Linked DNA regions of Mus musculus: region 2 is linked to region 1. A link is a contact called in ENCODE Hi-C or POLR2A ChIA-PET data. All regions are on one chromosome and are shown on one strand. Each heading gives the region's core, a stretch centred on a gene start or an enhancer-like site at or near the end of the contact. The rest is flanking DNA. Distances are from core to core; before and after follow the strand shown. Region 1 overlaps Mvb12b (multivesicular body subunit 12B). Region 2 holds the start of Mvb12b (multivesicular body subunit 12B).

Evidence for each region. A loop is a pair of places that touch in the nucleus more often than their neighbours do. ChIA-PET counts read pairs that join two places held with the same protein, here RNA polymerase II (POLR2A).
Region 2: POLR2A ChIA-PET joins it to region 1 with 16 read pairs in Patski. The contact joins the promoter of Mvb12b here to the enhancer-like site in region 1. A Hi-C loop is called at or near these places in 1 of 37 maps with a recorded cell type or tissue (Patski). POLR2A ChIA-PET finds 5 or more read pairs at or near these places in 2 of 5 experiments (Patski and embryonic stem cell).

The regions. Positions count from the first base shown.
Region 1 is chr2:33,751,294-33,755,845 of GRCm38, forward strand. Mvb12b (multivesicular body subunit 12B) reads right to left here. Exons shown (of 10, transcript NM_175184.4): 8 at 3,697-3,752; 9 at 1,016-1,075. The region is part of intron 2 of Gm52507 (a long non-coding RNA gene); the gene reads left to right. Among named protein-coding and RNA genes, the nearest start is that of Gm52507, 20 kb to the left of the region's middle. Within about 2 kb of position 2,683, at least 2 of the 3 ENCODE cell types and tissues checked have a DNase peak (open chromatin) inside an H3K27ac peak, as active enhancers do.
Region 2 is chr2:33,885,295-33,889,846 of GRCm38, forward strand. Mvb12b (multivesicular body subunit 12B) reads right to left here and starts at 2,652. Exons shown (of 10, transcript NM_175184.4): 1 at 2,026-2,652. The coding sequence starts at 2,100.

The sequences.
Region 1 (4,552 bases), core at 1,433-3,932:
CCGGCTGGTACCTTTGAGATGGCTTCCTCCATTACCCCAGCACAGACTGGGGTAGCTGCCTGGGTTGGGCAGCCAGGCTGCTCCAATGCCTGTCTACGTGACCCTGCTCTATCTACCTCTGCACCTGGAGAAGGCCACTCTATTAAAGCCTTCCCTGGTCCCACGGGCTTCCTCCCTAGAGGAGGTCTGCTGGGTTCCTGGAATGCTCTTCTTGAGCAGATGGACTGCAGAACCATTTTAAGGGTAGATGGGAAATTCTGCACACTAAATTTCTAGCATCGTGGCCAGCCATTTCCACTGTTGCCAGCAAGCAAACAAACAAAACTGTAGGTGACAATCAGGTTTTTATGATTTACGGAGAATCAAAGACAAAGGAGGAGGTTTTCGTCTTGTTTTTGCTTTGACAGGTTTAGAAATTTGTTGTACTGCATTGATTCAATTTTCCTTGATTCCAGCCATCTTTCAATAATGCAGCCTGCTTCTGCTGGCTGGGTACATACGAGAAAACCCCAAGGAACCACGGATATTGAAATGGTTCTGCCATTTCCATCTTTGAGACAAATGTTCCTCTCTGAGGAGCTGTGGTGGCAGCACGTGACTGTGGCAATCTTCCCTGCACCGAGAGGATGTGCAGACTGGTGCTGGCCTCTGAGCAGGCCCAGTGAGACCCCCATGAGACCCGCCGTCTCAGGCACCTGATCCTGGTGTCTTTCTTATGATGCCCAGATGCCATCAAATCAGCCGGTCACATGGGGGTCTGGCTAAGTATGGGGGATCTAGGATACACTTCTGGATCATAAAGAGGTTTGACTAAATCTCTGAGACGGTCCTGGTGGCAAATGATGAGACAGAGAAGGCACTAGTCATAGTCTATGTCAAGTGCATAGTGCATGCAACGTGACTCAGAGTTTTTCCCTCAGAAGGGCTCTTGCACCCATCTTTTCTAGAACAGAGCCCCGATGGACAGACAGGGACCCTAGAGGAGTGAGCAGAGCCCCGAATCCATCATGCTTACCTCCTTTTCAATTTCTGCCAGAGACTTGATGGTGATTCCCAAGAGATCAAAGGGCTGCATCTGAAAATACAGAGCAAGTTGCCCTTTTTAATGGCTGGAGAATGCCCCCCTTGCTTTTATGACACTTGTGATGTCCTAGCCGTCTTACATTCCCACCCCCTCCCACAGGGCTGCTATTGTGATGTTCAGTTATTATGGGTCCAAGGAGGAACCACAAAGACCATGGTAGGATAAATCTTTGTATGCTAAGACTGCTTTGCCACATATCCACAGCATTGAGGGGCCAGCCTGGGGTGGGGAGGGGGTCATGGCCTCCTGGAAGGTGTGCCTGTGGCCAATTACTTCATCCTTTCTTCTGCTACAAAAGGAGAAAGTGAGTGAGATTTCTGCTTTTGTGATGGAGTATGGGGCTGGAAGTGCCTAAATCAGCAGCCACCTTGACTGCTGTCTCTATAGAACAGTGTCAGGTCTAAGGAGTTCCCGGGGTCTGCAGTATACAGGGAAGCGTCAGGTGGACTTCAGATCTTTGGCAGTGATGGAGAAGGGGATCCCTGTCCATCAGGTCAAAGGGGCGAATGGGGCAGTTTTGCATATTAATGGGGCTCTGAATCCGATGGACAGTGGGACATTTCTTGGCGAATATACAGGCCAAGAAGGTCAGTTGGAGGTCCGGAGAAGCCTGTGAGACACACGAGCCTCCCTGTCGGTGAAGCTGCAGGCTCCTTCCGAGTACACCAGCTCTGTATTTCCTAGGAGTAGCAAAAGCCAGGCTTTCTGCAGCCTCGCCAGCAGGGAAAGCCTGAGAGCCCCACAGAACCCAGGAGCTGTGGTCAAAGTGCTGTGGTGGGGATAGGGCTGGTGTCTGCACAGGGCCAGGGGGTCCTGGGGGGGGGGGCGCGGGGGAGGCTGGAGGGTGGCTCTGGAGTCCAAACTGGCTGCCTCATGGTACGGGATGGGTCAATCTTGTCTGTCTGTCAGCCTGCCTGTCTGCTTGCCTGCCTGCTTGCCTACCTACCTATTCAGTTAGATATCTATAGAGAGTATGTGAGTGTGAGGGCGGCTTTCAGGAGCTGGGTCTCTTTCCACCTTGTTGAGGCAGGTTTCTCTCATTTCTGCTATGCTTTGCACTCCAGGCCGACAGGCTATGGCTCCCATCTCTTAGGGGTGCTAGGGTTACACACGAATGCCACTGTATCCGGTCTTTTTCTGTGAATCCCTGGGACCGAATTCCAGTGATTGGACTTGTGCCACAGGCCTTTTACGTGCTGAGGCATCTGGACACCCCGTCACCTTTACTTTAAAAGCCTGTTAAAGTGGCCTGGGCAGGCCCTTCTGGCCTGGCTGCAGGGGGATTAAGCAGAGAAGTGCTTGGAAGAGCTTAACGCTGAGCTTGGCCTGCATCCGGGGCCTTGAGTGCTCCGCTGAATTGGCAGCAACATATTTGTGAGGGCGAACTTGGGACAGGGCCACCAAATTAGACCCTGAGCTCCTGGGGCTGTGCTACCAGTAGCCACAAAACAGTTTGGCTGTGCTGGAGACGCCAGCCTGCGTGGTGTGAGGACGGGGCTGCCTGCCCGCCTGGCCCAGGAGCCAGCAGAGGTCCAGCTGTTGCATCATTAGGCTCTAACTATTCCACTAAACTTTCTCAACTGGAGCTGGTGAGCAGGGCAGAGCAGCCTCTCCCAGGGAGCATGGGGGAGAGTGCCAGCGTCTCCATGGCAACACAGCCAAGTGGCTCCGCTGAAGTTCCTCAGGCTTCCTGTGTCACGTCAGGAGCATTTTTCAAGATTAAGCGCTTACCAGAAGGGTTCAGAGGAGGCCTATTATATTTCATAAAAATGGAAACAACAGAGCAGGTTGGATCGCCAGCCGGGTGGTTTTAAACTGGGTCCAAGAAAAACACTGAAGGGGTCTTTAGCTGGGCCAAACTAGGGCCGTGGTGTTTAGTGATGCCTCAAAGCAATCTTCTGCAGGAAGGATAAAAGCCAGAAACAAGTTTAGTGACCCAGCACACCTCAGGCTTGCATAGCTGAGAGAGGGGTGAAGGGTGTCCTGAGGACCAGGCACTATCGGAGGTGTGACTCCAGGAGGGGATGTTGCTCAGGACAGGGCCCTGGCTGTGGCTGGCACTGCTCATGGTCTGGCTACTGGCCTCTGCTCTTGGCTGGCTTACCCAACCCTCTACCATTCAGGAGGGCTTAGGGCTCAATGTGGGCAAAGTATAGGCAGAGGCATTGGCCCTCCGTGCCATAGTGGAGCATGCAGTGTGCACACAGAATACAGCAATGACAGTGGGAACTACGGCCAACTCCATCACCATGAAGAAAAATCAAGGCCACATGTGGTGGCACAGCACTAGGGAGGAGATCTCTGAGTCCAGTGACAGCCTGATCTGTATAGTGAGTGCCAGACCAGCCAGAGCTCTATGTCTCAAGAAAACCCATTAAGCCTGGGCAGTGCATGTTTTAATCTTAGCTCTCAGGAGGCAGAGGCAGATGCATCTCTGCAAGGACAAGGCTGGCTTGGTGCACAAAGCTAGGCCAGCAGGGCTGCATTGTGAGACCCAGTCTCAGCCAGCCGGCGGGCCAGCTAGACATAGCTAAGCGTAGCTCATGTACACGGAAGCTACAGGATTTCAGGTTGGGGTGGGAGAGGAGGAGGGGGTCATACATAAAACTTACACTTTCTGGAATGCAGGAAAACTTCTCTGAAATCATAAAAGGCACACCATCCATTGCTGCAAGAGAAGAGAGGAGAGGAAGGCACTCAAGACATGGTTGCTGTCCAAGACTCTTAGATGCAAGTACAGAGGACCAGTGAGCATCTGGCTGGAGGCAGCTGCTACCCAGGGCACGTGGCTGGGAGCTAGAGTGGGACAGGACAGGGTGTCCCCTGTTCTCAGTGACTACATCCGACCCAGAGATGCAGATGTCTGCACGACTCCTCTGAGTATAGGCAGTCAGTCAGGGTATGCCCAGGGCTGGTGTGGAAGCCCTTTCCTACCCTGGGCCGGGAGTCTGACCTATATCATAAATGATGACAGCAGGAAGAAGTGGTGCGTGAGTGGGAGGAAGCTGGCAGAGGCATGTTTTTGTTCATTTTCTTGGCCAAGCCACAGATCCCCTGGGTGGTGTTGGGTGCTCATTGGCCTCCATGGAAAGACAAGTAGTTCGGTGGTCAGATGGCTAGGCCTGAGTCCTGGCCTGGACTTGCAGTGAGCATCTGAAGTCATGTATAAAAGACGTTTGGCTAATGGCAGGGAGGTGTGTGCTCTGAGTCTGCAGGGAATGTGCCCAGGCCTGGAAGAGTGAGCTCAGTGTGTATGTGGGAGGGGCGGGGGGGGGGGGACTACAACACGTGCTCACAGTCACTGATTCTTTGTCATGGCTTCAGGGCTGAATTAAGACTTGCCCCTGTGCTTAGTTTCCATAGGACATGAGGAAGGATGTGGACCAAGCAGCCTGTGTGAGAGAAGTGCGGGGCCTGGGAAGCCACTTCCTTCCTGTATGTACCATGTGCCTTGCAATCCATCTGTGT
Region 2 (4,552 bases), core at 1,402-3,901, 130 kb after region 1:
GAAATTCAGTTTTGGGGTTCTCCCTTGCTCCTTAAGCCCTGGGAGGCTTCCAGCCACTGTTTTCACATGGCCATGTGGTCTTATAACACACACACACACAAACTCAAGATATCCCTGAGTTCTTTTTCTGATGGGGCCTGAGCCCAGCAACAAATCATGTGAGCAGCAGGCCTGCTGAGTGCTGGATCCCGCTTAATTCCCATGAGGCCCTGTGCCTCTGGAAGGATCAAGGGCCTTCCTGATTGATGATGCTTATGGCATAAGTATTATTTGTAAGCCACTTTCTACAATTAAGAAAATGGGGATTCAAGAAAGGGATAGTGCTTTATTAGGGTCACTTGAGGTCTAAAGTGTGCGATAGAACTCAACCCAAGCCCTCAAAATCAAGCCACGTTTACTATAGCATAGCTTTTGATTCCCCCAAGATGGCCTTTCTTATGCCTACAAAGAAGCACTCAAAAAACAAACTAAAGAAGCAAACCTCTTTACCAAAATGCCTAACAGTAGTTGCTGACCGGGCTGGGCAATGTAGCTCAATGGTAGAGCTCACCCACATGCACAAGTTTGATGCTAAGTCCTAGAAAGAACTGCTTTTACTCATAAATTCACCACAGTAAGGCGGGCACTACGTTACAGTGTCCTGAAACACTTCGTTTATATCCCACCATGACCCTATAATAGATATCTTTAGTCTACATGACAAAAAAAATGGAGACTCAGAAGGCTTCATTCATTTCACAAGCCACACACTGTGAGTAGAAAAGCCAGACACAGGCTAGGGTTTCGTCCTTAAACTCAATTAACTTAACTTTAATAATATTCTAGAGTAGTCTAGGTCTACCAATACAGGCACGACAAAGGTCTTTAGCCTGTAACAGGGACATAAATACCAGAGGAGGGAATGGGCGATGTAAACAAGAAAGGGTGATTTTATATTCAATGACCCAGCTGACACTCTGTCAGTCAATCTCCCGGGTCCCTATAGTAGCCGTAATTCTCAGAGAGACCCCGTTAAATATGAGTGTGGTACAAGTTCTCAAAGCACCCCCAAACGATTTCCCAGCTGGCAAGAAAGATGACACCATCCCCGGTAACTAACCTCTTGTCTGCTTGGAGTTTTTCAGTTAGTATAGGTTTCTATAGGGCTTATCTTCTAACTTTCCCAAGGCAGCTGATAAGATTCGCCAGCCCTGTTAAAGGGAGATAGGATCCAACCAGCTGTCGGGAAACATAGGCGATTACCCCAACAAGGCATCACCAGAGACAAAGGCCCTGAAAGAGGAGCCTTGCCTGCTGTCTGCCAATGTGGCTGAAATCCAGGCGCTCTGGGTCTCCCGTGGGGGCAGGGAGTAGGGGCTATGGCCATTTGCCTTGGGCCTGCCTTGTCTTGCTGAACAGGTCGTTGGGGTCAGGGGACAGAAGAAACAGGCTGATAATTTAGGGACAGCTGTGTGCTAAAGACAAAGAAAACAAAGATGCTCCTGGCTCTACCTTATTCACTGTGTCTGTCTCTGAGGATGTGGTCCCTGGTGCGGTGCTAATCAGTCCCTTGGGCTTCACTTGCCCTGGCTGGAGTCATTGCAAGGGGAGGCTAATCAACATGCCCACCACGCTTCCTGGATGGCTGGTCACCTTGCAGACAGGTGCCCTACAGTTCGGGTGCCCCCAGGTAATGATGTCTGAGGGTCAGGTGCGCGCTCATCCGCACCCACGTGACAGCTGAGAGCCGGACCCCAGGCCAGGCGAGTCAAGGGAACTGTCCCCAGCGTGTGCCCCGGTGGAGATCGTCGCCCCTCACCTGGCTCCACCCTCGGAGCGCTGCTGCGACTCGAGTCCCCAGCTCGCTCCCGCCGCAAGGCCGAGCCGGAGCCCCCCGAGAGCCTGCGGCACCGCGCCGGGCGGAGGCCGCCCTCACGGGGCCTGTCCCCACGCGGGGCTGGGCGAGCCGCCCGCAGGCCTGGGCCCGGCCGGCTCCTCCCGTGCCCGCCCGTCCCCGCCCGTCTTCCCGCGCGGGCCTCACTTAACTGTTCCCCGCTGGGGCGGCGGCGGCTGCGGCGGCGGCGGGTCCCGGCTCCGTCTGACGCAGAAGCAGCTTCTCATCGCCCGGGCGGCGCGGGAGGAGCCGGGCCCGGGGCCCAGGCGGCTGCAGCCGGCGCCGCAGCTCGAGCGCAGCCTCCCCGGGAGCGGCGGCGGCGAGGGGCGGGGCGCGGCCTGGCGGCGGCAGCGACGGCGGCGGCGGCAGCAGCGGCTCGGGCCGGGGCCGGGGCGGGAGGGGCGTGCAGCCTGCGGCGGAGCCCGGGAGCGCACCGCCCTGTGGCCCCCGGTGCCCTCGGTCCCCGCCCCCAGTCGGCCTCCGCTCGGCTCTGCTAGGCCTCGCCGTCCCCCTCGTCCACCGCTCAGCCCAGCTGTAGGTCCCTGCAAGACGCTCTGACACCCAGGCCTGCAGGCCCGGAGTGGCCCTTTGCAGAGACGCCTTCCCACCTGTCCCTTGTAGGCTTGACTGCACCCCGGGGCGATCCCCTCTGCTCTGCCCACAATCCGGCTAACCTAATGCGGTGCAGCCGGGCCTCAGACTGACCCCACTCTCAGAGCAGGTCTCAGCTTGCCCCTCTTGCTGGGCAAATGATTTACCCACAGAGGCCTGGGGGCAAGCCTTGAGGAGGGATCTAGTGTAGCATGCCTGCCCTTGCAGTGCCTGGGGAAAGGTACAGAAGTCAGGAAGAAATGGAGCAGGACCCTCAGGCTGTAAGAAAAGGAGGCATCAGCAGCCTTTGATCCCTGAACCACCTGCCCCTACACAGCCAGGCCTGCAGGCCCTGGAGGGGACATGTGCTAAACGGGATATTTAAAACAGAGGATCACACGGTAGCCGGCTTGGATTTGCTCAGGCATCGGGACTCATAGTCACACATCCTGTGCTTTTCCAAAATAGTCAGCTCCTGAAGCAAATGGTGCCAAGCAGGCTGTCAAGGAAAAGATCCCGTGGGGACAATTCTCAAATGTGTGCATACAATCCAGGTACTTGTGTCACTCAGAAACACCACTGATCCAAATGGGTTTATAACAAGTCCAAACGCACCATAAGGAAACAGACAATCTGTGTTCTTAACTGGTACAGAGCCCAGCACAGTGGTGCTCCATTTAATTCCAGCCCTTGGGATGCAGAGGCAGGCAGATCTCTGTGAGTTCAACACCAACCTGGTCTACATAGTGAGTTGCCCGAAAGCCACAGAGGATTTGAAAAGAGACCTTGTCTCCAACAAAAACTTGCTACAGGCAAAAGAAAAAAAAAACATATTTCCAGGTTTATCATAACCCTGATATCAAGATCTAACAGAGATAACACCACCAAGAACTCAAGTGCAGAGTTCCAATCCCTAGAGACCTGAATATATGTGATTTTATGAAGAATGCTTGCTGTCTAACAAAGTAAGTGTTGTGTGACACCCATCTGTCCACCTTTGGGAGACTCTATGGACACTTCTGGGAAGTCCCATAGTAAGACAAGACAAACAAAAGCCTGGTTCATTTGTTTAGGCAGCCATTTCCCAGAATCATCTGGGCCAAGAAAACCGCTCTCCCCAAAGCCTACCCGTTAACTACCCATGATGAGAATCAACACCATATCTGACTGTACTGGTTGGTTTGTGTGTCAACTCGACACGGCTGGAGTTATCACAGAGAAAGGAGCTTCAGTTGGGGAAATGCCTCCATGAGATCCAGCTGTGGGGCATTTTCTCAATTAGTGATTAAGGGGGAAGGGCCCATTGTGGGTGGTGCCATCTCTGGGCTGGTAGTTCTGGGTTCTACAAGAAAGCAAGCTGAGCAAGCCAGGAGAAGCAAGCCAGCAAGGAACATCCCTCCATGGCCTCTGCATCTGCTTCCTGACCTGTTTGAGTTCCAGTCCTGGCTTCCTTTGGTGATGAACAGCAATGCGGAAGTGTAAGCCAAATAAACCCTTTCCTCCCCAATTTGCTTCTTGGTCGTGATGTTTTGTGCAGGAATAGAAACCCTGACTAAGACACTGACATACATCATACATACATACATACATACATACATACATACATAGCTGTTGCCTATTAAATAAAATTGTAGCATTTTCTGATCCACTTGGCTGTTAAAACCAGCTCAAACTCTTCTACAGTGGTTCTCAACCTGGGGTGGTGGGGTTCACATATTAGATATTTATATTATGACTCATAAGAGTAGCAAAATTGCAGTTATAAAGTAGCAGTGAAATAATTTTATGGTTGGGGGTCCCCACAACAGGAATAGCTGTATGAAAGGTTCTCAGCTTTAGTAGGTTAAAGGTTGAGAGCCACTGCTCTATGATCAAGCAACATTTAGTCCAGAATTACAAAGAGAAAATATAATGTTAAGAAATCTGTAAATCTGGGTCTGGAGAGTTGGTTCAGAAGTTAGGAGCACCGGGAGTTCTTCTGGATGACTTGGTTCAACTCCCAGCACCCGCATGGCAGCTCCAGACTATCCAGGGTACACACGTAGCACACAGACATAGATAAAAATAAACATATCTTAAGAAATAATA